2 separate regions of the Homo sapiens genome follow, and region 1 is linked to region 2. The links are chromatin loops, found by intact Hi-C in ENCODE. Cell type or tissue: PC-9. All regions are shown on one strand. Each heading gives the region's core, and the rest is flanking DNA. Links, peaks and the distances in the headings are about the cores only. Region 1 overlaps KANK4 (KN motif and ankyrin repeat domains 4). Region 2 has its middle 11 kb from the start of L1TD1.

Region 1 (16,098 bases), core at 3,693-11,692, 130 kb before region 2:
TATTTAGGACTTCTTAGTGCTGAGAATATGCTTACTTTTATTTATTTATTTTTGAGACAGGATCTCACTGTTACCTAGGCTGGAGTGCAGTATCATGAACATGGCTCACTGCAGCCTCCACCTATATACTTACTTTTAAAACTCTGATGTTGTGCAAGTTATGTCATCTGTGGGCGGGGGGACTCAATTTTCCTATCTGTACAATGGGTTTGAGAACAATCCTTTCTTGCCAATTTCTGGATGATGGCGTGGATACAGTTATCACAGAGCCACTCGATTGTGTGTGAAACAGGAACAGTACAATATCATAATGTACATGTGTGTCGATCCCTGGCATAGTCAAGCCTCACCCTTATCCTAGAGTTAGTTACTGCCATAATCCCCAATGTGTAGGTAAGGAAATCGAGGCTCAGAGAGGTTAAGTGACTTGCCCAGGGTCATGGTCCATATTAAATGACCATAAAACTGGGATTTCACAGAGCCCTCTGTCTTTGGAGATCAGACGGCTAACCACTTTGTGCTACACTGTAGTAGAGTTTGTGGGAAGAGGCATGGGTTTGGAGGTCAGTGTATCCTGGGATTGGAGCCTAGATTCACCGCCAAGCAGCTGTGTGATTTACAGCTGGTCCATAACCTCTCTGTGCCTCAGGACGCCAATCTCCCAGACCAAGTTTGGACTAAGAGGCTTCTAATGGGCCTTTCTGTGAACAGCCTGCAGTCTACACAGATAATATTTCAAAGTAGGATTAAAGGAGAGAAAAGGGGCCCTCCGGCTAAAAACAGGGCTGTCACAGTTTCCAGGATAAAATAAATGCTGTCCAAGATTTAAAGTACGTAGATGGTGAATGTGATACATGGGCAGTTATAGATTGGTGGCGTCTGAAGAAGCTGGCCGAGCGTTCCTTCTCCAAGAGAAAGAAGTCCTGTTTTCAAAAGGATCACTTCACTGTCTCGCCCAGGCCCTGGGCTCTGCCCCCTCAAATAGCTTTCTGGAGACACAGGCATTGTGGGAGAAAACACAAATCCCAGTTCCATCACTCTCCTCATTTTTTCCCCAAAAGTAAATAAAACTTGTTGGTTGGATAGATTTTTTTTTTTTTTAATGTGGCTGTGGCTTTTCCCCCTTTGCATGGAAGGATCCTTTGTGTCTGCAGAGTTTCCTTTGGTATGTATTTCTAATTTGTGGCTCTGACGTCAAATGACAAGGGGGGAGAGAAATACAGCATAGGGAGAATTTGCTCCACACAAGGATAAAAGAGCAGCCTTCGGTGCCGATTCCCCTCCACATCCTGGTTTCTGCCCAGCAGCCCGGAGACGCCAGCTCTCGGTGCCATCGATTTGGATGTTCCTAGCAGGGCACCAGGCAGCAGGGCTGAGTGTTTTCAGGCGCTGCGCTCAGTTCATCGGTGTTTCCCACCCCGCTCTCCCTTCTGCCTTGGAAAATGTAGCCATCCTACTCCTGGGGAAAGGTTTAAAAGACAGAATGGAGGCTGGGCGCAGTGGCTCACACCTTAATGCCAGCACTTTGGGAGGCTGAGGCAGGCCAATCACCTGAGGTCAGGAGTTCGAGACCAGCCTGGCCAACATGGAGAAACCCCATCTCTACTAAAAATACAAAAATTAGCTGGGCATGGTAGCACATGCCTGTAATCCCAGCTACTCAGGAGGCTGAGGCAGGAGAATCGCTTGAACCCAGGAGGCAGAAGTTGCAGTGAGCCGAGATCGCGCCACTGTACTCCAGCCTGGGCGGCAAGAGCAAGACTTCATCTCAAAAACAAAACAAATCAAAACAAAACAAAACAAAAAGACGGAATGGCAAGTTCGGTAGTGGCTGAATATAATAGTGTGGTCAGGGTCTACAGTTATTAGGTACGACGTTGAGTATGAATGGGGAGGGCATTTTATCAATGTTTAAATTTAAAAAAAAATTTATTATTTTACTTTTAGCTTGGGGATACATGTGCAGAACGTGCAGGTTTGTTACGTAGGTATACATGTGCCATGGTGGTTTGCTGCACCTATCAACCCGTCATCTAGGTTTTAAGCCCCGCATGCATTAGGTATTTGTCCTAATGCTCTCCCTCCCCTTGCCCCTCACCCTCAGCAGGCCCCAGTATGTGATGTTCCCCTCCCCGTGTCCATGTGTTCTCATTGTTCAACTCTTACTTATGAATGAGAACATGCGGTGTAATGTTTGAATTTTTAAGAGATTATTTTCATGGATCATTTGTGTGATTTGAAATAAAAAATAATAACAAAAGGCATTACCCACCTGCCCCTCCATAATAGGGTGTTTGGGAGTGAGAGGAAAAGAAAGGGAAAATGGCTTCACCATTTATTATCCCCGTGAGCCTGAGAACATTATTCAAGTTTACTAAACTTCAGCTTCTTTGTCTATATTAATAAAATGGTGCTGACCTGGGGCTCTTGTAACACAGAAAACAGAGACTCCCTTGAGTTGTGGTTCCAGGAAGAGACTGAGAAGCCATAAAATGCAGTACAGTAGTACCTCCTTTCCCATGGGAGATACATTCCAGGACCCTCTGTGGATGCCTAAAACCATGGATAGTACTGAACTCTATATATACTATGCTTTTTCCTATGCATACATACCTGTGATAAAGTTTAATTTATAAATTAGCACAGTAAGAGATTAACAACAATAACAAAAGACAACAATTATAACAATAATACTGTAACAAAAACTATGTGAATATGGTCTTTCTCTCTCTCCCTCAAAATGTCTTAATATTTTTGGACCTTCATTAACCATAGGTAACTGAAACTTCAGAAAGCGAAACTGCAGATAACAGGGGTTTGGGGGGGAACCACTGTATTGATGTCTAAGCACAGGTCTGGAAGGAGGCCAAGCATCCTTGAGGCAGTTGATACCGTGGAGAGGAGTTTGAGTTCAAGGTCATTCTTCCAGTACAGCTGGTCACTGGCCTACATTCTAAGTGCCATGGATTAACACAGCACCTGCCAACCCACCCCTTGCCCTACGATTGCACGAAGCTCTCTTTTGTTGCTGACTTCAAGTTCCAGAGAGCATCCTGATGTCTGAGCTGGTTCTCTGCAAGTGAGGCTTTCTCTCCAGTCTCTGTCTTGGCAGGTGCCAGGCAGCCAGGGCATGGGATGCCACTGTGGCAGGGGTCCTCCTTGGGCCAGTTGGATGAGAGGGGTGGGCAGAAGAGAGTCCTATGTGAAGAACTTTTGAGGCAGAAAGGGTGTGGGTGGAGATTCTTCAAGAAGGAGAGAAGGGTGAGCTGGAACTCAGAAATGTGCCCAGTAGAAATACTTACTGAGCCATAAAGGATCTAACAGAGATTCTTAACTTAGGGTCAAGAGCCCCAAGGGGTTCCCGTATAGAATTCAGAGGAGTCTGTAAACTTGGATAGGGGAAAAAAAGCATCTTTATTTAGGATTTTCTTGTATTACGAATGTAGGCAACAATCCACAGTGTATTTGCAGTCCCTGTGACATTGTCACCACTAGAAATCACAGATATTTTCATGTTACATTTTAGCTGCGACAGATACCTTGAAATATTATTTATGTCCCTGATGGCTTTGTATTTATAGTAGTTACTATACCTGCTGCCAGAGCTTGTTATTTAATGCATTAATAAAGAAGAATATATTACTATATTACACAATTTAAAAAATTTTATTAATTATATTTCAATATTATTGGTTTTCTTTGTAGTCAAGCTATGCATTTTATTTTATGCATTTTTAAATGTTCTGAGAAAGAGTCCATAGGCTTCACCAGTCTGCCAAAGGGATGAAGGCACAAAAAAGGTTAAGACCCCCGACAGGAAGTCAGTAAGCTTTATCCCCAATTTCCTACCCTCCCTCACCCTGACTTTTTATATACTCATCTGTCACTGTCTAATTAGTGGAAGACATTCTTAAGGAGTAGTAAATTTTATTTAATTGTTGGCAAATTTGCAAAAGCGCAGAATTTGTGGTTTGGGTAGAAGACTTTGATGTTATCTAGAGGTCAATTTACAAATTGCAGGCACACACGGCTGACTCATCGGGTAATTCTATCAGCCCACAAACCCACCAGCCCCTGAGCTGATTGCTTGGTTAATCCCATGCAAAGCAATCTACTGGAACAACCACCTAGCGCGCAATGATGATCCCGAGAGGTTAAGGAGTTTGTGTAGACTAACTGATGAATCCCTTGATCCAGTGCAAACTAGAATCCTAGGAAGGAGATGAAGCTGGTGAAGAAGTAGCTTTGAAGTGGGTTCTGAAATGGAGGGTATGCAAAGGAGGAGGAGGGAGGATGTGGAGGACTGGCCCCATGGTGATTTTGAGGAGGAAGCCAGGAAACAGGAGCGTCTACTGGAGCAATATTTATTAGAGTAGTGGTTGTGTTTTTTTTTGCTACCTTTTATCGAACTTGTGCCAGACACCGTGCCAAGACCTTTGAATATAGCAGTTGTTTCATCTTTACCCACTACTCAATAAGGTATGACTGTTATCATTCCCGTTGTATTGGTGAGCAAAGTGAAGCTCTAAGAGGTTAAACACTTGCTCTAGGGTACCCGAGATATCAAGTGGTGGAGCCAGGAGCTCAGCCTGCATCTGCCTGATTCTAGAAACTTGTTCTTGAAACCTACTACAGGCAACTGGGAAGAGTGTGTTTGGGAAAGCTCTGGCTGCCATATTCTTTTGGTAGGAAAGTGCTTACTATCCATCCTCATCTTCCCCAATCCATCTCTCTGGCCTTTGCTTGTTCTCACGCCAGTTCCTTCCCCTCCCACCCTTAACCCACTCACAGGCATACAGTCTGCAGGAGTGATGACAGAATAGAAATTACAAGCAAAAGCTGTGGAGTCAGGCAGAATGGGTTCTAATGCCAGCTCTGCTACCTGGCCATGACCATGCTGAACCTCAGTTTTTGTATTTGTGAAATGGAGATAATGGTGCTTGCCTAATTTTACCTATTCTCCCTCTAGTGCTTCAGCGCCATTTTGGGTAGTTCTTTCCATTTGGGTGGGAGGAACTAGACTTAGACTGGGTGAAATTGTCCCCATCTTCTCAGGTGAGCTCTTTTAGGAAGGCTTCCCTGATTTCTCTCCAACATGAGCAGCAGGCACTACTCATCATAGTACCTGGCTCTGGCCTTGTGAAGAGCTAATTGCTATTGCTGTGCATGGCTGTCCCTCTGTATAGAAGCTCCTTCTCCCCTTCCCAGTGCCCAGTGCCGCATCTGTCATGGAGGCCTTCTCAGTAGAACCTTGATAAAAGCAAATGAATTGTTTCTTTCATTCCCCCTTTCAGGGAATTTGCCCATTCTTGGCACCCCAGCCCCCCAAACCCCTTTTCTGGTCTCCGTCACCTAGAGCTTGTCCCTCACCTTTCTTTGGCCCCTGCTGCTTTCTCCCTCTCTCTCCAGTCCTCCCTGCATCCTACCTTGGCCATTAATGCTGCTGCTCCAAGTGCCAGATGCACTAGGCTCCTACGCAATTTTGTATTAGTTGAGGGTGGAAGAAACCTTACCACTTACCTAGATCGTCCCCCTTGTCTTACAACTGAGGAGCGAACCAGAGAGGGCAGGTGGCAGGCCCTGGGTGGCAAGGGGATTGAATGACTGAGCTGAGTGAGGACTTTTGCCCCAGTTTGCTGCCCTGCCCTGGGACTGATGATTCCACGTGGTTAAGTGACTGATATTTTGGACAAGGGAACAGGGGAGGAGCACATTCTTCTTCAGGTGCTTGCTTGCCTTGCTGTAGTGCCTGCCTCGGGGCTGGCCTTCCCTGACTTAATCCTCTTCTTCATTCTATCCCCATGTCCCTTGGCTTTGCCGACTGCTGAATGGAGCCCTGTGTCAGCCAGGCCTGTGGGTGGCCGCCTTCGGGTGATGCTTGCTGGTGCCAAAAGGCTCCTGCCCTGAGAGCTCTGCCCACTGGCAGAGAAATTCCCCGCTTTTGAACCATTGCTTTGGGCTACTTTGTCTTCTCCAGGCAGCTCTTGTTAAAATGTAGATGTGTTACCTGGAAGGAGAACCTGTTAGTCCATCGCAGTGTGGCCCGTGGAAGAGTGAAATTCCCCTGGCCTTGGCTAAGTCACATCGCTGCCCTATCCTCAGCTTCCTATCTGTAAAATGGGGACAAAAAAGATTGTATTATAGGGTTACCCAAGATGAAATGAGATAGTGCACTTAAAGCCCTTGGCACATAATAACTAGTTAATAAAATTAGCTTTTTTAAAAAAATTTAAGTAATGTAGTCTTCTTTCAGTTGAAGGTTTCTTTTTCCTTTCTAATTATAAAGTGGTTTTGAAGTTAACTTTCTTGCCTTTAAAATAGGGTAAAAGATCCTACTTCACTGGTGTGTCGAGGATTTATTGAGCTAAACTGCCTGTGGATGCTACCAGGTCTGCCTGGGATTCTCAATGAGAGCCTGGTGCTGTGGTCTGAAAGCTGGTATCCTCCCAGAATTCATATGTTGATGTTCTAATCCCCAATGTGATGGTATTAGGACATGCAATCTTTGGGAGGTAACTTAGGTCATGAAGGTGGAGCCCTCACAAATGGGATAGTGCTCTTAGAAGAGAGAGCTCTGTCAACCCTTCTGTCATGTGAGGACACGCCAGATGCCAACAGTCTGCAAGCTGAAAGAGGGACCCCACCAGAACCCAGCCATGCTGGCACGCTGATGGCATTCTCCGAGCCTCCAGAACGGTGAGACATACACACATCTTTTGTTTGGAAGCCACCCATCTTATGGTAGTTTGTGATAGCAGCCCAGACAGGCTAAAACACCTGGTATTCTTCAAGTTATCCTGGAGGTGAGGATTGAAAGCCCCTGGGAGCCCCAAGGGAGGTTCTGGGACGGTCCCTAAGGGAGGAGATGGAGGAAAAAGAGGCAGGAGAATCAGAAGTCAGGGGGACCCTGCTCCTCCACCCCAGCTGCTTAGATGCCAAGTCTGGGTGGGAGGGGACTTAGGAATCTGCCTTTCTCTGGGAGGGTTTGGGCCCTGTGACATTTTTCCCAGATCGTTGCCTTCTAGGCAAGTTCTCTGAGGTGCTGAGTTCCCTGGGGAGAGGTGCCCTCGGTGTTCCCTCCCTGGCTTGACTTTGGGGGTGGTGGTTGTGGTGGTGGTAGCAGGAAACCAGAGTTTTCCTTAACCCTCTGATCTTGGGATGAGTGTTGGTGGGTGCTGGAAACTGCTCCTTTGAGAGGGTGGCTGGGCTTTTGAGAATGTCAGCCTGGCTAGATTCTTTGTGATTCCTCCTGAGACCAGGATAGTTCTCTCCAACCTGGACCAGGAGAGAGATCAGGAGCAGGAGCACCTGGCCCAGGCTCCTGGCTGGTGAGTGAGGAGGGGTAGGGGGTGCAGCTGCTCAGGAGTTTTCTGGTAACCAGCATAGACTCACTTCAGGGCTCTCTACAGGATCCTCCCACCCCTGCTCTTGTCCTGACTGCAGAAGGCACATTATCTGGCCAGGCAGCCGCCCTGGGCAATAGGAGGTCATTAGGCCCCTCTCCATGCAGGCGCCTGTGTGAGCCTCTCCAGCCGGCTTTCCTGTTAGCCTCTGGGGAAGGTGCGTCCCCACTGTCATCCATCATAACTGTAGTTAGCCTTCCAAAGCAGAGCCTGAATCATGCAGAAAACACTTTTCCCTAGGGCGCTAGAGACCAGGAGCAAAGGGCAGGCAGAGGTGAATGCTGGTTCCTGGGGCCCAGAGACCAAGCTGCAACCTGCCACTTGCCAGTCTGATAGAAAAGACAAAAAAGGGCATCCTACAGGGTGGATACGGGGTGAGCAAAGGCACAGGGGTGTTAAGGCAGGGGGTGAGGTGTGAGTGGCATTTATGAAGGGCAGAGGAATTGGAGATGAGGCTAGAGAGGTATGCAGAGACAGCCTTCAGGGCCTAGCTGGCAGGCACATGGGTGGCATTTGGCTTGCATTTGGGTTCTGTTTGACCTTCATAGCATTTTTTAAAAAAGAAGAATTCTGTCAACATTTAAAAATCAGATTTTACATAAATCTACATGTCTAGCTTCTTTTGAAAAAAAAAAAAAATCAGGTCTGGCAACACTAGCCTTGAGTCACTCCCACCATGGCCACACCTGGCTGGAAGGTGAGCAGTGGACCTTCGGTGATGGCTGGGGTCCCACAGCCAACTGGCTTGTCTGAAATCTCTGCCATAAGCTTACTGTGGAGTTATTACAATGTTCTCAGAATGTTAATGTGTTACAGGGGAGGAGAAAGGAAATTCTAAACTATTCACATTATAGTCTGTTTATCAGATTAGGAAATGAATTTTAACTACTCCTCAGGAATTTTTTTTTTTTTTTTTTTGGCAGAGTCTCTTTCTGTCACCCAGGCTGGAGTGCAGTGCTGCGATCTCAGCTCACTGCAACCTCTGCCTCCTGGATTCAAGCCATTCTCCTTCCTCAGCCTCCCAAGTAGCTGGGACTGCAGGTGTGCACCACGACGTCCGGCTAATTTTTGTATTTTTAGTAGGACAAGGTTTCACCATGTTGGCCCGGCTGGTCTCGAACTCCTGACCTCAGGCGATCTACCCACCTCAGCCTCCCAAAGTGCTGAGATTACAGGTGTGAGCCACCGCACCGGACTCCTCAGGAAAATTTTGATTGTGGGTTGAGAAGCAGTTAGGTGGGGCAAATGGGATGCTTCCTGCATGATGGCCTGGGAAGGAACCTGGACGAAGTGAAGGTGGGGCCAGGACATCTGGAAAGATGGAATGACGGGTAGGCCTGTTTGCTTTCAGCTGCAGTGTCTGGCATCTTTACTGGGGATGACACCAAAACACCCACCCTTGGCCAATATTTATTGTATTGTAAGATGTTTACTATCTTACTTTATTATCCTTTTAAGCTTAAAAAGAAGGACAGAGTGAAATGTTTCTGTGTGTTTGTGTGTTTAATTGCTACAGAAACTAATACAAAGAGAATTTTTAGGAATAATTTGGAAAAGGAGGAGAGGAAAAGAAATTATTATTATGTTATATTATATTACTATTCCTCTAAATAATGTGTATGTTGGAGGGGGTGGCCTTTACAATTTGAAAGGCTTTGTGAACACTATTGGGAATTTTTTTATTAAAAATTATTATAAATATCATACCAGTTAGCAGCAAACATTGAAAAATATATAGAGGTAATGAGTTATGATCATGCCACTGCACCTCTGCCTGAGCAACAGGGATAGAGAATCTGTTTAAAAAATGATAATAATAAAATAATGTAGAAGCATATAAAGGCAAAAACTTTAAACTGTCAAGAACTGGTGGTTAGAGCATATAGACCAGTTTGGAGGAAATTGATCTAGTTTGGCACTGTATATATATGATATGTAACTACATATTCTTATATAGAGCTAGATACATATCCAGATATATTTGTATAGAAAATTTTTTAAATAAAAATGGGGCTTACCTATTGTCCTGCTGTTTTTTTCCTCATACTCCATCTTGAACATATTGCAAGTCATTAATTATGTCTGGGTCTGAGTAAAGAAAGTCTGTGGTCTAGGTGCAGTGACTCATGCCTGTAATCCCAATGCTTTCAGAGGCTGAGGCAGGAGGATCGCTTGAGGCCAGCAGTTTGAAACCAGCCTGGGCAACATAGTGAGACCCCTATCTCTACAAAACATAAAAATAAAAATTAGCTGGGCATGGTGGCACATGCCTGTAGTCCCACCTACTTAGGAGACTGAACCAGAAGGATCGCTTGAGGCCAGGAGTTTGAGGCCACAGTGAGCCATGATGGCACCACTGCACTCCAGCCTGGGCAGCAGAACAGGACCTTGTGTTAAAAAGAGAGAGAGAGAGAGAGTCTGTAATGGGAAACACTACTAAATAGAAAGAGCTAGTCCTGAATCCCCACTGGGCACCTCCAAACCTTAGTTGCCAGTTCTTTTAAATGGAGATGATAATTCCTTCCTTCAAAGGTTCTACTGAGGGTTAAATAAAATGTGAATGTGTTCAAAGCAGCTTTTTGGGTACTGGGTTATCAGAGCGCAATGCAGTGTCAGGAGAAAGCAACCCCTGCTTAACATCTTCCATTCTTTGGATTCCCGATTTTTCTTCCTTCACCGTGTTGCAGGAGGGTTCAGAGGGCCAGTGAACCTTGGATGAGTTATAACTTTCACAGTGGAGCTTAAAATCCTCCTTTCAGTGCTGTTTAACATTAAAATCTCAAGCAGGGGCAGGCATGGTGGCTCACACCTGTAATCCCTGAACTTTGGGAGGCTGAGGCAGGTGGATCACCTTAGGTCAGGAGTTCAAGACCAGCCTGGCCAACATGGCAAAACCCCATCTCTACTAAAAATACAAAAAAATTAGCCAGGCTTGGTGGCAGGCGCCTGTAATCCCAGCTACTTGGGAGGCTGAAGCAGGAGAATTGCTTGAACCCGGGAAGCGGAGGTTGCAGTGAGCCGAGATCACGCCATTTCACTCCAGCCTGGGCGACAAAGCGAGACTCTGTCTCAAAAAAGAAAAAAAAAATCTCAAGCAATTCATCAACAGCTGCATTCGGGTTTTGTTTAGGACATTTTCCCTGGAATCACTTTTATTTATTCAGCTGCAGGAAAATTTCTGAAGCCAGGTAGGTATGTGGTGTTCTCTGATAGGAAGGCTTTGGCCTGTGCTGGCTCTTGGGGAGATGGAGGTGCCCTCCTGCCGTAGGAAAGGTCAACCCCTCTTAGTACAATGGAGGGGATTCACAGCTTGTCTTTGCAAGTGACACCTCCTTCCTGCACCCTCCTTTTCCGTTTTCACATCTCTTCTGCTTCCCTCTCTAGATTACAATATTCCCTTTCATTTGGATATCACTTCGTCTTTAGCAAAGCACTTGTACTCCCATTATCTCATTGAACCCTCTGGCAAGTCTATAGACTTAGGACAGTAGTGGTAGGTAGCAGATAAGCAGCTGAGGCCCAGAGAAGTTGTGATATGCCTTAAACTCACACAGCAGAAATTGGACAAATCTGAGTTAGGATCTGGATTTCCTGGCTCACAAGCCATGCCGGTCGCGCTGTATCATATTGCCTCCTTTCTTAATTGTTGGCAGGAATCTCCTGAAAGGGGAGGCTGTTGGCGAGGGGGCGGGTAATCGGCCCCAGTGCTGGCTGGTTGGGAGAGGCTTTTTGGAATGCATGAGGTTGTTGGGCTTAGTGTCCTAAAGAGACTGGTGGGAGCAAGCGAAGAGGATGGGGCTGGGTGGGGCAGTTTGGAGGTCACCTGAGGTCAGTGGAGGGGGCAGACAGGAGCTGGGGAAGTTAAGGCCCAGTGCAGAGCTAGAAGGGGAGAATCCTGGATTGGAAGCAGGTCCAGGGTCCTTCTTGTCATCACTGGAAGGCTTGTGGGCTTTTTTGACATTTGGTCTCATTTTGGATGTTTGGCCCTTTTCTTGCCCCCATCAGTGGCACATCATAAAAATCTGCTTCTGGTATCCCAGTGAGCACCTCTTTCTTATTTCAGGTCACAGCTCCCTGGCACTCCATTCCCATGTCCAACAAATCAAAACTTATCAGTTCTGTTGCTATTCAGATCAACGTCTTGGTTAAATGGGCCTAAAACATTCATTTAGCCCAAATTTGGTATATGGACCAGCTCTTGCCAATAGAAATAGAATCTGAAGGTCCGGGCATGGTGGCTCATGCCTGTAATCCCAGCATTTTGGGAGGCCAAGGTGGGCAGATCACTTGAGGTCAGGAGTTCAAGACCAGCCTGGCCAACATGCGGAAACCCTGTCTCTACCAAAAAATACAAAAATTAGCGAGGCATGGTGGTGTGTGCCTGTAGTCCCAGCTACTTGGGAGGCTGAGGTTGGAGAATCGCTTGAACCTGGGAGACGGAAGTTCCAGTGAGCTGAGATTGCACCATTGCACTTCAGCCTGGGTGACAGAATGAGAGCCTGTCTCAAAAAAAAAGAAAAAAAGAAAAAGAATTTGAAATACATTTTAAGTTTTCTAGGAGTACATTAAAGAAAATAAAAAGAAAACAGGTGAAATTAATTTTAATATATTTTATTTAACCCAATATATCCAAAATATTATCATTTCACCATGTGATCAGTACCAAAAAAAGAGAAATTTTATATTCATTTTTTCATATTAAGTCTTTGAAATTCAGGTGTACTTTACACTTACAGCACATTTTAATTCAGACTAGCTACATTTCAAGTGCTCAGTAGTTAGTTAAGTAACATGTAGTTAGTTAGCCACTAACATGTAGTTGGTGGCTACGATATTGGGCAGCAGAGTTATGAACCAAGACGACTTAGTTTGGGATGGGCGGTGGGTGCTTTTGGGCACCTTTGTAATTAGGGTGCCTTTGGGTCGGGGGGCTGGTCAGGAAACCTCAGCTATAACACATCATGGCTGCTCGCCCTGTCCTCACCTTTGCACTTGTTGGTATGGATGACATGATGTTGAAAATACCGCCCCTCCCCATTATGCCAGCTATCATGCCCTTCTTTGTGCCCTACAATCTCCCTCTCTCAACTCCTTTGACTTTTGTCAGCCCCATCCTGGATTAAACTTTACTGTCCCATTTCTCTGACCCTGTCTTGGGACTGCTGGATCCATTAAATCCATGCCCTTTGACTTCATCTGCTACTTGGCATCCTCCATGTGTGTCAGCTGCCTCTCATCCCAGTATCCTCACTGACTATTGCAAACCTCATCTACACTTCGTAAGTTCCCAAGTCCATTCACACAGCCCTCAGTCTCAGCTCTTGATCTCTTCCTACCTGAGAAGATGGAGATCATGTGGCTTAAACTTCCTCATTCCCACCTTGCTGTTTTTCTCCATCTTTGCTCTCCACTCCCCTGCCAAAGCCAAACTTTGAAAGCCTTCTCTTCCCACCTCCAGAAACTCTAGCAGACTGGCCCTTTGGGTAAAAGCCATGAACTCTTAAGCCAGAGCTTTTGGCTTCAAATCTCAGATTCTCCTACTGCTAACCTGGGTAAACTATTTCACCTCTGTCTTAGTCCATTTGGGTTGCTATTACAAACTACCATAGACGGGGTGGCTTATAAATTTTAATAAATTTTATTTCCCACAGTTCTGGAGGCTGGAAGTCCTGGGTCAAAGCGCTGGCAGATTCCACGTCTGGGGGACAACCCTCTTCCTGGTTCATAGACAGTTGTCTTCTTCTGAGTCCTCAGTTGGTGGAAGAGGCCAGGGAGCACTCTGGGGACTTTTTTATGAGGACATTAACCCCATTCATCTGCTCTATCTGCCCAAATCCCTATCTCCTAATACCATCACATTGGGGGTTAGGATTTCAACATACGAATTTTAGAGGGGGCTCATTCAGTCTGTAAGCACCCTCTCTTTGCCTAGTCTTCTCATTGTAAAATATGAAATAAAATAATAAAAGCATCTAGCTCCTAAGGTAGTGGTAATGAGTAAATTCAACATGTGTTGCATCTTTTATTTAGCACAGTGCCTGGAGTAAATGTCGACTCCTATGCCAGCTCCTCTTTCTTGCATCTAGAAGTCCATCCTTCTCCCTCGGCTTCTTCCTCCAGACCTGCAAACATGCTCGCCTTTCCCAGAGCTCACCTTGTCCCTCCCTGGAGCTACTGTCCCTTTCTCTCCTGAATTGCACTGGAAAACAGCCAAAGCGTAGCCCATCTGCTGCTTCAACCATCTTGTCAACCCTTGACGTCTGCCTCCTGCTCTTTTGAAACTAAGCCCGAGCCTCACATGGTCTTCAAGTTCCACAGCATCTGACATCATAGAACAGTCTTCTCAAAACTGACCCCCTTTGTGTTTCTGAGCTGTACCCCATCCTGGCTCTTCCTTCTTACCTGTTCCCCATGCATGACTGTCTTCAGGGGTGCTCCTCAGACTCCTCTGCTTGCTCTTGCTTCTCACCACCCCCCACCCCCAACCACGTGGTGATCACACGGAAATGGATGGCTCTTGAATCTACATCTCTAAGCTTCAGGTTTCTCCCTTGTCCCAGCTGTTAGGTGCCAAGTGCTTTCTTCCTTGCTTTCTCTCTGGTTGGTGACCTTTCAATCCCCACTGCAGGCACTGTGATAAGCATTTTACATACCTCATCCCAATTCATCTGTGTAATCCTATAAGGAGGAAATTGTTTTTTTCTCGTGTTAGCTATTTGGACGCTGGGCTGGCAGTAGAGGCGGTGGGCGCAGTTAGGGAACCTAAACACACACTGGTAAGTGGCAGAGCTGGGATTCAGACCCGGATCCACACACTCCAAAGCCCACACCCTTAATCTTTGTGCTTTCCTGCCTCTGTCCGGTCTAGTCCCAGGCTACGCTGTTTTCATAATTTAATAAGCGGTGGGTGCTGAATACCACTCATGTATGTCAGACATTCTTCTGTGCCTGTGTTGTTTGTGTGTCGGTGTTCTGTTCACCTTGCTGTTGGCCAGGTTCATCACTGGTTAATTTCAGTCTATGTCTGGACCTTTGGTGTTAGTACCTGAAAATCTTAACTGAGCCCAGGTCCCTGCTGTGCAATGCAAGAACCCAGTAGTAGGAGCGTGCACACATTTCCACATAGTGCATATGTTTCTCTTTCTCCCAGTCTCCCCATCTGTGAAATGAGAGAGTTGAACTCGGTAATTGCAGGAGCCTGTCCAGCTCTTGTGCTCCGTAAGTCTGTTTCATGTTCTGCTTACCTGGAGCCTACTGTGTTCCCAGCACATGATAGATGCTTTTGGGCAATGCTGAGAGAACACAAAAGGCATTGAGCTGTCACGGAGCCGAAACTCAGTCAGGAAGACAAAGCCAACACTCATGAAACTGCCAACCATGTAAGACGTTATGTAATTATGCCTGCAATTTCAGATTATATACATTTGTAATGGTTCAGTACAGGAGAAGAAAAGCTTCTGTTCTCTTACAAGAAAAAAAATAAATAAAAGGAGCATTTAGGGAAAGGTATTAAGTCTGGCCAGACTGCTTGCCAGACTTGCTATTTCCCTCTTGAAGTCAGTTGTTCATTCTGTAAATATTTATTGAATGTCTACTAATAGTCCAGAATCTGGGGACATACGCCCCTCATTGCAGTCAGAGTTGTATTTAAAACCCAGCTTTCGTCTTGTTCCTCCCTGCTTAAGAACTTTTGATGGTTTCCTATTCTAGAAAATAAAATGAGCTGACTTCCAACCTCTGTCTTCCGCCATCCGCTTCCCCGACCCTGTACTCTAGGCCAGGATTGCTGGTCATTCTTCAAGCCCACCATACATGTTTTCATCTCTAGCTAGAGAGCTGCTTCTCCCATCTGCCTGCTTAACTTTTACTCATCCTTCAACGCCCAGCTCAAAAATACCAGATCTGTGATGTTTTTCTGATCCTCTGAGATGCTCCAGCCACACCTCTCTAACACCACATAGGTCCTTGTTTAGGTCTCTGCCTCCCATTTTGGACGGTGAGTTCCTTAAAGAAAAGAACCCTGTCTTTTTCATCCATGAGTCCACAGAACCTAGCCCAGTGCCTGAAGAAGAATTTCTGATAAATGGATGATTGCACACAATCTGTCGAGGCTGGTCTTTGAACAGAAAAGGGTCTCTTTTCTTCTTTCCTCAAGTTACTGGGCTATTGAACTTCATGCCTTGTGGCCAGTGAAGGGGACTCAATGGTTGAGAAAGCATTGTGGTCTCTTTCTCTGAGCAGTCGTGGAGAGACTGGAGCCACTGGAGCCTCACTTTTGCCCTGGAGGGGGACTTTCAGCAGCAGCAGCAGCTGAACCCACATACACCAGAGGACTGTGGTGAAGGAGGCATTTGTGTTGGGCTTGGCAGGTGGGAGGCCTTTGTGTTCCAGAGCACAAGTGGGTAAGTATGTCGGACAGGCTGCAGGCTGCACACACATGCCGAGGGGCTGGGCCCAAAACGCCTTCTGACCTGGGAAGAAAAGGAGGCATTGTGTGCACTGGCAGCACTCCAAGGGAAATATTCCAGTTGTTCTATTTTGAACGGCTCACTCTTTTAAAAAAGAAAAGTCCAGAGGTGAACATCTCTCTCCCACTCCAAAACATCCTACCTACAAATTTCAAATCATTTGCTACCCTCAAAATATGAATTAATCCATTATTTAAATAATTCATTAATTCAGCTGCTACATCTTT
Region 2 (11,915 bases), core at 3,916-11,915:
ATTTTTTGTATTTTTAGTAGAGACGGGGTTTCACCATGTTAGCCAGGATGGTCTCAATCTCTTGACCTCGTGATCCGCCCGCCTCGGCCTCCCAAAGTGCTGAGATTACAGCGCCTCGGCCTCCCAAAGTGCTGAGATTACAGGCCTGAGCCACCGCGCCCGGCCCTTGGTATTTTTTTCGCTGTTAATTTTTGGAATAGTTGCGTATGATTTTACGAATGGAGTTGAGTGGAGAGAGAGATACTCATTACTTTAGTGCCAAAAAAGAGTACATAACTGGTTACTATAGTACTAAGGAGGTAGACAGGTAATGCAACTGCCCAGTATTTTTGAAGCCAATAATTTAAGCATGAAGAATTTTGCCAAGATTCAGGAGCCAAAGTCCATAGTAGACAAGGCATGAAGCCAAATTGGGAGTTTAAGAAAAGAACAGAGCCATACATTGCTCTTTCTGGCAGATGTAATGGTGAATTCTCCATGACTATCCTACGGCTTTAGACAGTCTCAGCGCTGGGTCCTCTGTGCTAGTGATCAGGAAGCTGCAGGAGGGGGAGACAAGAAAAAATGAGGGAGGCCGGGCGCGGTGGCTCACGCCTGTAATCCCAGCACTTTGGGAGGCCGAGGCAGGCGGATCACGAGGTCAGGAGATCGACCCATCCTGGCTAACACGGTGAAACCCCGTCTCTACTAAAAATACAAAAATTAGCTGGGCGTGGTGGCGGGCGCCTGCAGTCCCAGCTACTTGGGAGGCTGAGGCAGGAGAATGGCCTGAACCCGGGAGGCGGAGCTTACAGTGAGCTGAGATTGCGCCACTGCACTCCAGCCTGAGTGACAGTGCGAGACTCCGTCTCAAAAAAAAAAAAAAAGAAAAATTGAGGGAAAGGTGAACATGCCATGGTGCCCCAACTCCATCCCAGTCACCCTAAGGCGACCAGTTTTCTGAGCCTCAACTTAAACATATATCTATTTTTAAGCGAATCTCCCTAAAAAGGCGACTGAGGTCTGAGAGATTCCCTTTTCTTACCCTTACCTGCCTTTTCCTCAATCTTTCTTTTCCCACTGTGTAAAAAGATGACATTTCTGAACTCATTTTTTTTAAAAGGAGTTTCACTCTTGTTGCCCAGGCTGGAGTCCAATAGCGTGATCTCGGCTCACTGCAACCTCCGCCCCCAAGGTTCAAGCGATTCTTCTGCCTCAGCCTCCCAAGTTGCTAGGATTATAGGTGCCCACCACCACACCTACGTAATTTTTTGTATTTTTAGTAGAGATTGGGTTTCACCATATTGGCCAGGCTGGCCTGGAACTCCAGACCTCAGGCGAGCCACCTCGGCCTCCCAAAGTGTTGGGATTACAAGCGTGAGCCACCGCACCCGGACTTCTTAACTCATAGGGGTATTTCTGCTGGGAAAAATCTGGTTGAGCGCAGGAGTTTGAGACCATCCTGGGCAACAAAGTGAGACCTTGTCTTTACTAAAAAGTAAAGACCCAATTAGCTGGGTGTGATGGCACACACCTGTAGTCCCAGCTACCTGGGGGGCTGAGGTGGGAGGATCACTTGAATCCAGGAGTTTGAGGTTGTAGCAAGCTGTGATTGTGCTACTGCACTCCAGTCCAGCCTGGGCAATGCAGTGAGACTCTGTTATTAAAAAACAAACAAAGCTGGGCGCAGTGGCTCATGCCTGTAATCCCAGCACTTTGGGAGGCCGAGGCGGGTGGATCACCTGAAGTCAGGAGTTCGAGACCAGCCTGACCAACATGGAGAAACCCTGACTCTACTAAAAATTAGCTGTGTGTGGTGATGGATGCCTGTAATCGCAGCTACTTGGGAGGCTGAGACAGGAGAGTCGCTTGAACCCAGGAAGTGGAGGTGGCGATGAGCTGAGATCGCACCATTGCACTCCAGCCTGGGCAACAAGACCAAAACTCCATCTCACAAACAACAACAACAACAACAAAAACAAACAAACAACAACAAAAAACAAGCCAGGTGCAGTGGCTCATTCCTGTAATCCCAGCATTTGGGAGGCCTAGGCAGGCGGATCACTTGAAGTCAGTTCAATACCAGCCTGGCCAACATGGCAAAACCCTGTCTCTGCCAAAAAATACAAAAGTTAGCTGGACATGGTGGCAGGCACCTATAATCCCAGCTACTCGGGAGGCTGAGGCAGGAGAATTGCTTGAACCTGGGAGGCGGAGTTGCAGTGAGCTGAGATCTCGCCACTGCACTCCAGCCTGGGTGAGGAGTGAGACTCTGTCTGAAAAACAAAAACAAAAAAAAACAAAAAAAAAAAACAAGAAAAAACAAACAAACAAACAAACGCCCGGGGGTGTGGTGGTTCACATCTGTAATCTCAGCACTTTGGGAGGCCGAAGTGGGCGGATCACCTGAGATCAGAAGTTCGAGACCAGCCTGGCTAACATGGTGAAACACCGTCCCTACTAAAAATACAAAATTAGCCAGGTGTGGTGGTGCAGGCTGTAATTCAAGGTACTTGGGAGGCTGAGGCAGGAAATCTCTTGAACCTGGGAGGCAGAGGTTGCAGTCAGCCGAGATGGCGCCACTGCACTTTTGTTTTTTGTTTTTTAAAGAAAAGTATATAGAAGCAGGCCTGGCATGGTGGATCATGTCTGTAATCCCAGCACTTTGGGAGGCTAAGGCAGGCAGATCACCTGAGGTCAGGAGTTTGAAACCAGCCTGGCCAACATGGTGAAACCCCGTCTCTACTAAAAATAAAAAAATTAGCCGGGTGTTGTGGTGGGCACCTGTAATTCCAGCTACTCAGGAGGCTGAGGCAGGAGAATCCTTGGAACTCGGGAGGCGGAGGCTGCAGTGAGCTGAGATCGTGCCACTGCGCTCCAGCCTGGGTGACTGAGGGAGACTCCATCTCAAGAAAAAAAAAAAAAAGAAAAATATAGAGAAGCAAACATAAATCACCTCAAATACTTTGACGTACATTCTTCCAGATTTTTCAGATTTTTTTCTATGTACATATGTGCTTATATAAAATATGAATTGTTTACATCTGTGAACTTTCTTTCTTTGAGGATTTTTTTTTTTTTTTTTTTGACAGGGTTTTGCCCTGTCGCCCAGGCTGGAGTGCAGTGGCGCAGTATCGGCTCACTGCAACCTCCACCTCCCAGGTTCAAGCAATTCTCCTGCCTTGGCCTCCAGAGTAGCTGGGATTACAGGTGTCCACCATAATGCCCGGCTAATTTTTGTCTTTTTAGTAGAGACGGGGTTTCACCATGTTGGCCAGGCTGGTCTCAAACTCCTGACCTCAGGTGATCTGCTCACCTTGGCCTCCCAAAGTGCTGGGATTACAGGTGTGAGCCACCGTGCCTGGCCTCTTTGGGAATTTTAATCAAAGTTGAGTTATATAAAAATTAATTGGGGAAGAATTACGTATTATTCAAGCTTTACAGCAATGAAGATGAAATCTCAGGCAAGTTACTTAACTTGCTTTGTGCCTATTTCCTGTAAAATGAGAAATACTATGGTATCAGCCTCATAGAATTGTTGATTAAATAAAGTCAAACATGCAAAGGTGCTTAAAATTGTGCCTATGGCATAGTAAGCCTTCCATAATTTTTTTTTTAATTTTTATTTTTTATACAAGGTCTCACTGTGTTACCCAGGCTGAAGTGCAGTGGCACAATCTCAGCTTGCTGCAACCTTTGCCTCCCAGGTTGAAGTAATTCTTTTGCCTCAGCCACCCTGAGTAGCTTGGATTACAGGAATGCACCGCCACAGCTGGCTAATTTTTGTATTTTTAGTAGTGATAGGGTTTTGGCATGTTGACCAGGCTTGTGTTGAACTCCTGACCTCAAGCAATCCACCCACCTCTGCTTACCAGTGTTGGGATTACGGATGTGAGCCACCGTGCCCAGCCCATAAATGTTTACTATTAACATTGTTAATGCCATCATTTGTTTAAAGTTTTTAAAAATTTTTATTATTTATTTATTAATTTTGAGATGGAGTCTTACTCTGTTGCCCAGGGTGGAGTGCAGTGGCACCATCTCAGCTGACTGAAACTTCTGCCTCCCAGACTCGAGAGATTCTCCTGCTTCAGTCTCCCAAGTAGCTGGGATTACAGGTACGTGCTACCATGCACAGCTAATTTTTGTAGTTTTGGTAGAGACGGGGTTTCACCATGTTGGCCAGGATGGTCTCGAACTCCTGACCTCAAGTGATCCACCTGCCTTGGCATCCCAAAGTGCTAGGAATACAAATGTGAGCCACCGTGCCTGGCCTCATTCTTTAAATTAGAGATGAGGTCTCACTATGTTGCCCAGTCTAGTCTTGAACTTCTGGGCTCAAGGGATCCTCCCATCTCAGGCTCCCTGGGATTACAGGTATGAGTCACCACGCCCAGCTGTTTAAACTTTTTGCATGTTTTTTTTTCTCTGAAATAGATCTTACACATTTTTTTTTTGTAGATATTATTCTTGAATAGCTGGGTGCAGTGGCTCATGCCTGTAAGCCCAGCACTTTGGGAGGTCGAGACTAGAGGATGGCTTGAGTCCAGGGGTTCAAGACCAACCTGGACAACATGACGAAACCCTATCTCTATAAAAAGTGTAAAAATTACCCAGGCATGGTGGTACGCACCTGTAGTCCCAGCTACTCAGGAGGCTGTGGTGGGTGGATCACGTGAGCCCAGGAAGTTGAGGCTGCAGTGAGCTGAGAATGCACCACTGCACTCCAACCTGGGTGTTGGAGTGAGACCCTGTTTAAAATATATATATTATATATATATATATTATTCCTGAGTAAAATTGTAAAATTGATGTTCATTACTATTGTGAATGATACTTTTCCCCTAGTCTATTCCTGATATGTAGGAAAGCAGTAGCTGATAGCCTATGGCTCATGTAGTAGCTCATAGCCTGGCAGTAGTTCATAGTCTAGCATTGAAACCGCCTTTGCAAAATTATGACTGAGACAGTGAAAGAGATCTAACCTAATCAGCTCTATCTTGCTTCTAACCTCCAAGCTGTCCCTGTTCATTCCTGGGCATAGGCTGAACTAACTTTGAGAGAAACTTAATTTATAGTTTAAAACAAAGACAATGACAGCCCTTTCTCAAAGCAGACCTCCTTCTTGCCGGGGGCCTAGATTGCCTTTGTAAGACGAATGCTAGCCACAAGATTAGAAACTATGGTTTAGAAGCCGGGCACGGTGGCTCATGCCTGTAATCCCAGCTCTTTGGGAGGCTGAGGCTCTTTGGGATCATTTGAGGTCAGGAGTTCCAGACCAGCCTGGCCAACATGGTGAAAGCCCGTCTCTACTAAAAATACAAAAATTACCCGGGGGTGGTGGCGCATGCCTGTAGTCCCAGCTACCAGGGAGGCCAAGGCAGGAGAATTGCTTGAACCCGGGGGGTGGAAGTTGCAGTGAGCTGAAATCGTGCCACTGCATTCCAGCCTGGGCAACAGAGCAAGACTCCATTTCAAAAAAAAAAAAAAAAAAAAAGAAACTATGGTTTAGGAGTCACGCAGCTGGAGGCTACCGAGTTCTGACCCTCCCTGAACTGCTCCTAAGATCAGTGCTTGAGATATTTTGCAGACCTTGCAATTGATGGATCAGCAGGTACCACCCAGATCAATACACTGGCTCATTTGATCTTGTGGCCCCCACCCAGGAACTGACTCAGTGCAAGAAGACAGCTTCAGCTCCTTATGTTTTCATCCCTGACCAATCAGCACTCCTGGCTCATTGGCTTCCCCCAACCCACCAAGTTATCCTTAAAAACTCTGCTTCCCGAATGCTCGGGGAGACTGATTAGAGTAATAAGAAAAGTCCGGTCTCCCACACAGCCGGCTCTGCATGAATTACTCTTTCTCTATTGCAATTCCCCTGTCTTGATAAATGTGCTCTGTCTAGGCAGTTGTTGGGAGAAAAGCTGAGTGTTGGGAGAGAAGCTGAGGCAGGGCTTGCATGTGTCCTAGACTTGCTGGCTCCTTGCTTCTAGCACTGCCATTATGTCAAGCAGCCATATGTTTCTCATTCACTTGATACACTGTTTCCTTTCAACCCCCACATCCTCACCACCTGTTTCTTTGTTGGATTACCAATAAATAGTGTGGGCTCCCAGAGCTTGGGGCCTTAGCAGCCTCCACAATAGCAATGGACCTCTGGTCCCACTTCTCTCTCTCAAACTGTCTTTTTCTCAATCCTTTGACTCTGCCGACTTCGTTGCCCCCACGACCTGGTGTTGGGTCTGATCACCCCAACATTCCTGGCTGCCCAACGTGGGGTGACAAAGACCCCAGTGAAGCAACGCTAGAGCATGGGGTCTAAAAGAAGCTTGACAGGAAAGCTGAGCACTTGGAAGAACCAGAGTAACAATGGGACAAAGTGAAAGCAGACATTCCGCTTATTTACATTTCTTAAGGCATTTATTACGAAGAGGGGGAGTAAGTTAGTACTCAGAATTTGTTATCACTCTTTAGTACAGTAAAGCAGTTTTGTCCATGGTTTCCTGAACAAGGGACTGTGGAGTTGGATGAATGGGAGAGAATTGGAAGAGATTTTAAAAAGGCATATAAAGAGGGAGCAGAAATTCCAGTTTTCATTTGGTCAGTGTGGGTGCTAATAAAGACGGCTCTTGAGCCATTTCAAACAGATGATGAGGCAGATTCAGATGAGAAAGAGGACAAGTGTAAAAAACTAACTTCAGATTCTGAGTGTGAGCAACAGCTACCAGAGGAGATTAAAGAAAAGAAAGGAAAATAAAAATATGTTTTACTAGCCCATCGCTTCCACCTGCTGAATTAAGTGAATGGCCACCTCCTGTCTCTCCCCTTAATGGGCAAGAAAAGAAATTAGCTGAAAAACTTACTGCTTCTGTAGTTGCAACATTAAAACCTGGAGCGATTGGTGGTACTATACAAAATTCTATTCAAAAAGCTACAGCCAAGGGAGACCTTGAAGCATGGCAATTTCCCATTACTATAATCCAGCAAGGAGGACAGAATATAACTAATTGGGCCGCTTTTCCTTTTAAGTTACTAAAGGAATTTAAGCAAACCATTAATACGGACCGAACCCTCCTTTTGTGCAAACTTTATTTAAAAATATGACTCTTGATAACAGGTTAACACTGTATGATTGGGATACTTTGACAAAATCTGTTCTCACTCTATCTCAGTACTTGCAGTTTAAAACCTGGTGGGCTGATGAAGCTCAAACTCAGACAAGGGAAAACATACAAGCACAGCCACCTGTGCCTGTTTCCTTTGAACAGTTAATGGGAGTTGGCCCTAATTGGGGTCGGTTAGAGAATCAAGCAGTAATGGAGGATGTTGCCATTGTTCAGCTGCGCTTTGTGTGCTTACAGGCGTGGGAAAGGATAAATGTTACGAGGGAAAAATATCCTTCTTTCAGTTCTGTCCGACAAGGACGTAAAGAACCATATGTTGATTTTATTGCTTGGTTCCAAGAGGCTGTGTATAAAGCCATAACTGATAAAACGGCTCAGGATGTTGTAATACAGCTTCTTGCATACGATAATGCTAATGCAGAGTGTCAAACTGCTATTAGACCCCTGAGAGGGAAGGCTCATTTAGCTGAATATATTAAGGCTTGTGATGGCATTGAAGGTAACTTACATAAGGCTACTGTTTTAGCTTGGGCTATGGCTGGATTAAGAGTAGGAAGGAGTATGCCCCATTTCTCAGGCTCTTGCTTTAATTGTGGGCAATTTGGACATACAAGAAAGGAATGTAGAAAAGGAAATCAAAAGGCAAAAACTACTGCCATCAATCAACAGAAAAGTCCCGGTATATGTCCCTGGTATAAGAAAGGCAATCACTGGGGAAATCATTGTCATTCTAAATTTAGCAAAGATGGACAACCTATTTCAGGAAACGGGAAGAGGGGCCCACCTCAAGCCCCTCAACAAACCGAGGCATACCCGGCACAGCCAGTGCCCTTACAAATGTAAAACAATTGTCCCCCGCCTCAGCAGGCAGTGCTGCTGCCTGTAGACCTCTACAGCACAATTCCCATCTCCTTACTTCTTGGGGAGCCACCAGAGAAGGTCCCCATGGGAGTTAGGGGACCCTTACCGTCAGGAACAGTCGGTCTATTACTTGGAAGATCTAGTCTAAATTTAAAAGGTGTTACTGTACATAGAGGAATAATTGACTCTGATTATACTGGAGAAATTAAATTAGTTATTAGTTCCTCGACTCTGTGGTCTGCCTCCCCAGGAGAGAGAATTGCTCAGTTGTTGCTGTTAACCTTACATAAAGCTAGGAAGCAGCACAGTGAAAAGAATAGGAGGCTTTGGTAATACTAATCCAGCAGGAAAGGCTGTGTATTGGGTTAATCAAGTGTCTGACAAAAGACCTATTTGCACAGTAACCATTCAGGGAAAAGATTCTGAAGGACTAGTAGATACTGGAGCTGATGTCTCTATTATTGCTGTAAATCAATGGCCCTGGCACTGGCCTAAGCGAAAGGCATCCATTGGTATTGTTGGAGTAGGAGCTGCCTCGGAAGTTTTTCAGAGTTCTTTGATTTTACCATGTCAAGGGCTGGATGGTCAGGAAGGGACAATTCAGCCTATCATTACACCTCTTCCTGTCAATATATGGGGTAGAGACTTATTGCAACAATGGGATGCTGAAATATCTATTCCTACGGATCAATATAGTAATAATAGTAGACAAATGATGAAAAATATGGGATATCGCCTGGGAAAAGGACTAGAAAAAGATAAATGACCAATCAGAACCTTTAGAATTAAAAGGGCAAACAGGTCGGACCAGATTGTGGTGCCATTTTTAGGAGCGGCCATTGTTGAGCCTCCGGCTCCCATTCCTCTTGTTTGGCTAACTGCCAAACTGGTTTGGGTGGAGCAATGGCTGCGGAAACAGGAAAAACTGGAGGCTTTAAAAGAACTGTTGCAGGAACAATTGCAAGAGGGACATATAGAGCCTACTTTCTCCCCTTGGAATTCTCCTGTATTTGTCATTAAGAAAAAAGCTGGTAAGTGGAGAATGTTAACAGATTTAAGGGCTGTTAATGCTGTGATTCAACCCATGGGCACACTATAACCAGGGCTGCTCTCCCCAACAATGATCCCAAAATACTGGATTGAATGTGCCTTAACTCGAAATGTGACTGATGAACAACTTTATCTTTTATTTCATTCTTTACAGCAAACAATACAATAAAGGCATTCACCTTTCTGTATCACTCATATGAGAGCACATACTAACCTCCTCGGCCCTTTAACTAAACTTAATCAAAGGGCGGATGCATTGTTGTCTGCAGCCTTTGCTGATGCACAAACATTTCATTCTTTAACCCATCTTAATGCCGCAGGCATTAGAAAAAGATATGGTCTATCATGGAAACAAGCTAAAGAAATTGTGCAACACTGTTCTGCCTGCTAAGTCCTGCATCTGCCACATCAAGGACCAGGAGTTAACCGTAGAGGTTTATCTCCAAATTCCATCTGGCAGATGGATGTAACACATATTCCTGCTTTTGGAAAATTGTCCTTTGTTCATGTTTCAGTAGGTACCTATTCACATTTTATCTGGGCCACATGTCAAACAGGGTAAGCTACAGCTCATGTTAAAGGACATCTTTTATCTTGCTTTTCAGTTATGGGAATCCCCGAAAAAATCAAAACTGGTAACAGCCCAGGATACTATAGTAAAGCCATGGCTACATTTTTTCAACAATGGAATATTACCCATACTGCAGGTATTCCGTATAACTCACGAGGACAAGCAATAGTGGAAAGAGCTAATATAGTACTTTAAAAACTCAAATACAAAAGCAAAAGGGGACCAGGAATATAAGACACCGCATATGCAATTGCATTTAGCTTTATTAACATTAAATTTTTTAAGTTTACAAAAAGATCAACCCATTACGGCAGCTGAACAACTCCTGACAGGACAAAAGGAAAATAAAAAGGCTGGACAAGATATATGGTAGAGGGATGCACATACAAAGAACTGGGAAAAAGGAAAGATAATTTTATGGGGAAGAGGATTTGCTTGTGTCTCTCCAGGTGACAATCAGGTGCCTGTGTGGGTGCCCACCAAACATCTAAAGTTCTATCATGAACCACAACATCTAGTGGACCCACCTGTACAGTGCAAATTGAAGGTTTAAGGATTGCTTTTAAGCCTTGATTTGCTTTCTCTGTGCCTTCTGTTAGAAGGGGCCTGCTTCTCGTTATCAACAGTAAGTTTTGCCCCATGGTAATTAACCAAAGAGGCAGAAGCTGAGTTACAAATGCTTCAGCAATAGCATGCCTCCCAGCTACAGCCACAAACGTTTTTGCTTCTGTTTCAGTAGATTTACTAACATGGGGGTGAAGGTATGCTTGTGTTTTTGCAGGAGATGAACAAACCACGTAGGTGCCCTCAAGATGTGTACGACCATGGAACAGGAGACTGGAAGGACCCATGGATCCCAACCATGGACTGGGTTCCCCTAGTATGAGCCATGCTGAGAAAGTGCTGGAGTGCCAGGGTTTTACCTATAGATACTTAACGAACCAATGCTTTCTGACTGAACTCCTCTCTACCCTGAATACAAGAGACCCTAATAGGTAGGCAGGAGTATCATCGCCCCTATTCAGCATGAAGTTACAGAAGGTGGACCTTCATCCTTCTGCAACCCCTAGGATTAAGGGTCCTCTGTAAAAGGGAAAGGGGAAATATGTAGGAAGCATTCAAACCAGAGCGACTCCATTTTGAATAAGGGCTAAGAAAAATGAAGCTGGATCACCAACTGGCAATTAAGGGCTGCACAGCCTGTGATTGCCTTGCTCAATTAATTTTAGAAAGAGGCCACCTTATGCTAGTAATAATGATAGCTGTGGCGGTTTTTACAAAAAAGAGAAGGGGGGCATGTTGGGAGAAAAGCTGAGTGTTGGGAGAGAAGCTGAGGCAGAGCTTGCATGTGTGCTAGACTTGCTGGCTCCTTGCTTCCAGCACTGCCATTATCTCAAGTAGCCATATGTCTCTCATTCACTTGATACACTGTTTCTTTTCAAACCCCACATCCTCACCACCTGTTTCTTTGAGCACCAATAAATAGCGTGGGCTCCCAGAGCTTGGGGCCTTCGCAGCCTCACACGATGGCCCCCTGGGCCCACTTCTCTCAAACTGTCTTTTTAATCATTCCTTTGACTCCGCCGGACTTCGTCGTCCCCATGACCTGGTGTTGGGTCTGATCACCCCAACAGCAGTGGGCAAGGTGAATCCATTGGGCAATTACAGCATCTCCTGGGAAAGATAGATTCTGTAAACAGGTAATTTTAACACAACATGTTAATTGAAAAGGTAAAAATAAGCAAGCAACAGGTTTCATGGAATGGCAGAGGAAGTTGCATTAGCAAAACTTGCAGAGGATGTCTGGGGAAAAGTTTCTTGGAAGTTGTAATAGGGAACTGAGTCTTGAAGAACAAGGCATTTTGCACAATGTGTGGATGCTGTGCTCTCATAAGTCAGGGAAAACAAACCTTGTAAACAATTTGAAGAGATTTATTCTGAGCCAAGTATGAGTGACCAAGGCCCAAGGCAAAATCTCAAGAGGTCCTGAGAACATGTGCCCAAGGTGTTGGGTTACAGGTTGGTTTTACACGTTTTAGGGAGACATAAGCATCAATCTAGACACGTAAGGTATGCATTGGTTTGGTTCAGAAAGATGGGATAGGTGGATACAAAGATTTTCTGATTGGCATTTGGTTGAAAGAGTTATTATCTAAAGGCTAGGAATCAATAGAAAGGAGTATCTGGGTTAAGATAAGGGGTTGTGGAAACCAAGGTTCTTATTATGTAGAACAGATGGTAAATGTCTCTTATCAAGCCTTAAAAGGTGCCAGACTCTAGTTAATCTCTCTGGATCAGGAAAAGACCTGGAAAGGGAAGGTGATTCT

What was found. Hi-C counts contacts between places; a loop is a spot of excess contacts. Peaks named below come from ENCODE experiments on the same cell type or tissue, not always from the same donor. Only the 100,000 strongest peaks of a DNase experiment are listed, where the experiment ranks them.
Region 1: it touches region 2 in a loop (7-fold over the local background); 4 of 110 quality-filtered maps call a loop at or near these places.

The regions. Positions count from the first base shown.
Region 1 is chr1:62,299,703-62,315,800 of GRCh38, reverse strand. All of the region lies in intron 1 of KANK4 (KN motif and ankyrin repeat domains 4), which reads left to right. Among named protein-coding and RNA genes, the nearest start is that of KANK4, 12 kb to the left of the region's middle. RefSeq lists an enhancer at 6,639-7,325. In PC-9, for the core only: no CTCF peak of the experiment used is centred there; DNase peaks (open chromatin) are centred at 4,050, 5,690, 7,560, 8,050 and 1 weaker place; H3K27ac peaks cover 2,364 bases.
Region 2 is chr1:62,177,770-62,189,684 of GRCh38, reverse strand. It overlaps the pseudogene PIGPP2. Among named protein-coding and RNA genes, the nearest start is that of L1TD1, 11 kb to the left of the region's middle. In PC-9, for the core only: no CTCF peak of the experiment used is centred there; a DNase peak (open chromatin) is centred at 8,864; H3K4me3 peaks cover 447 bases; H3K27ac peaks cover 930 bases.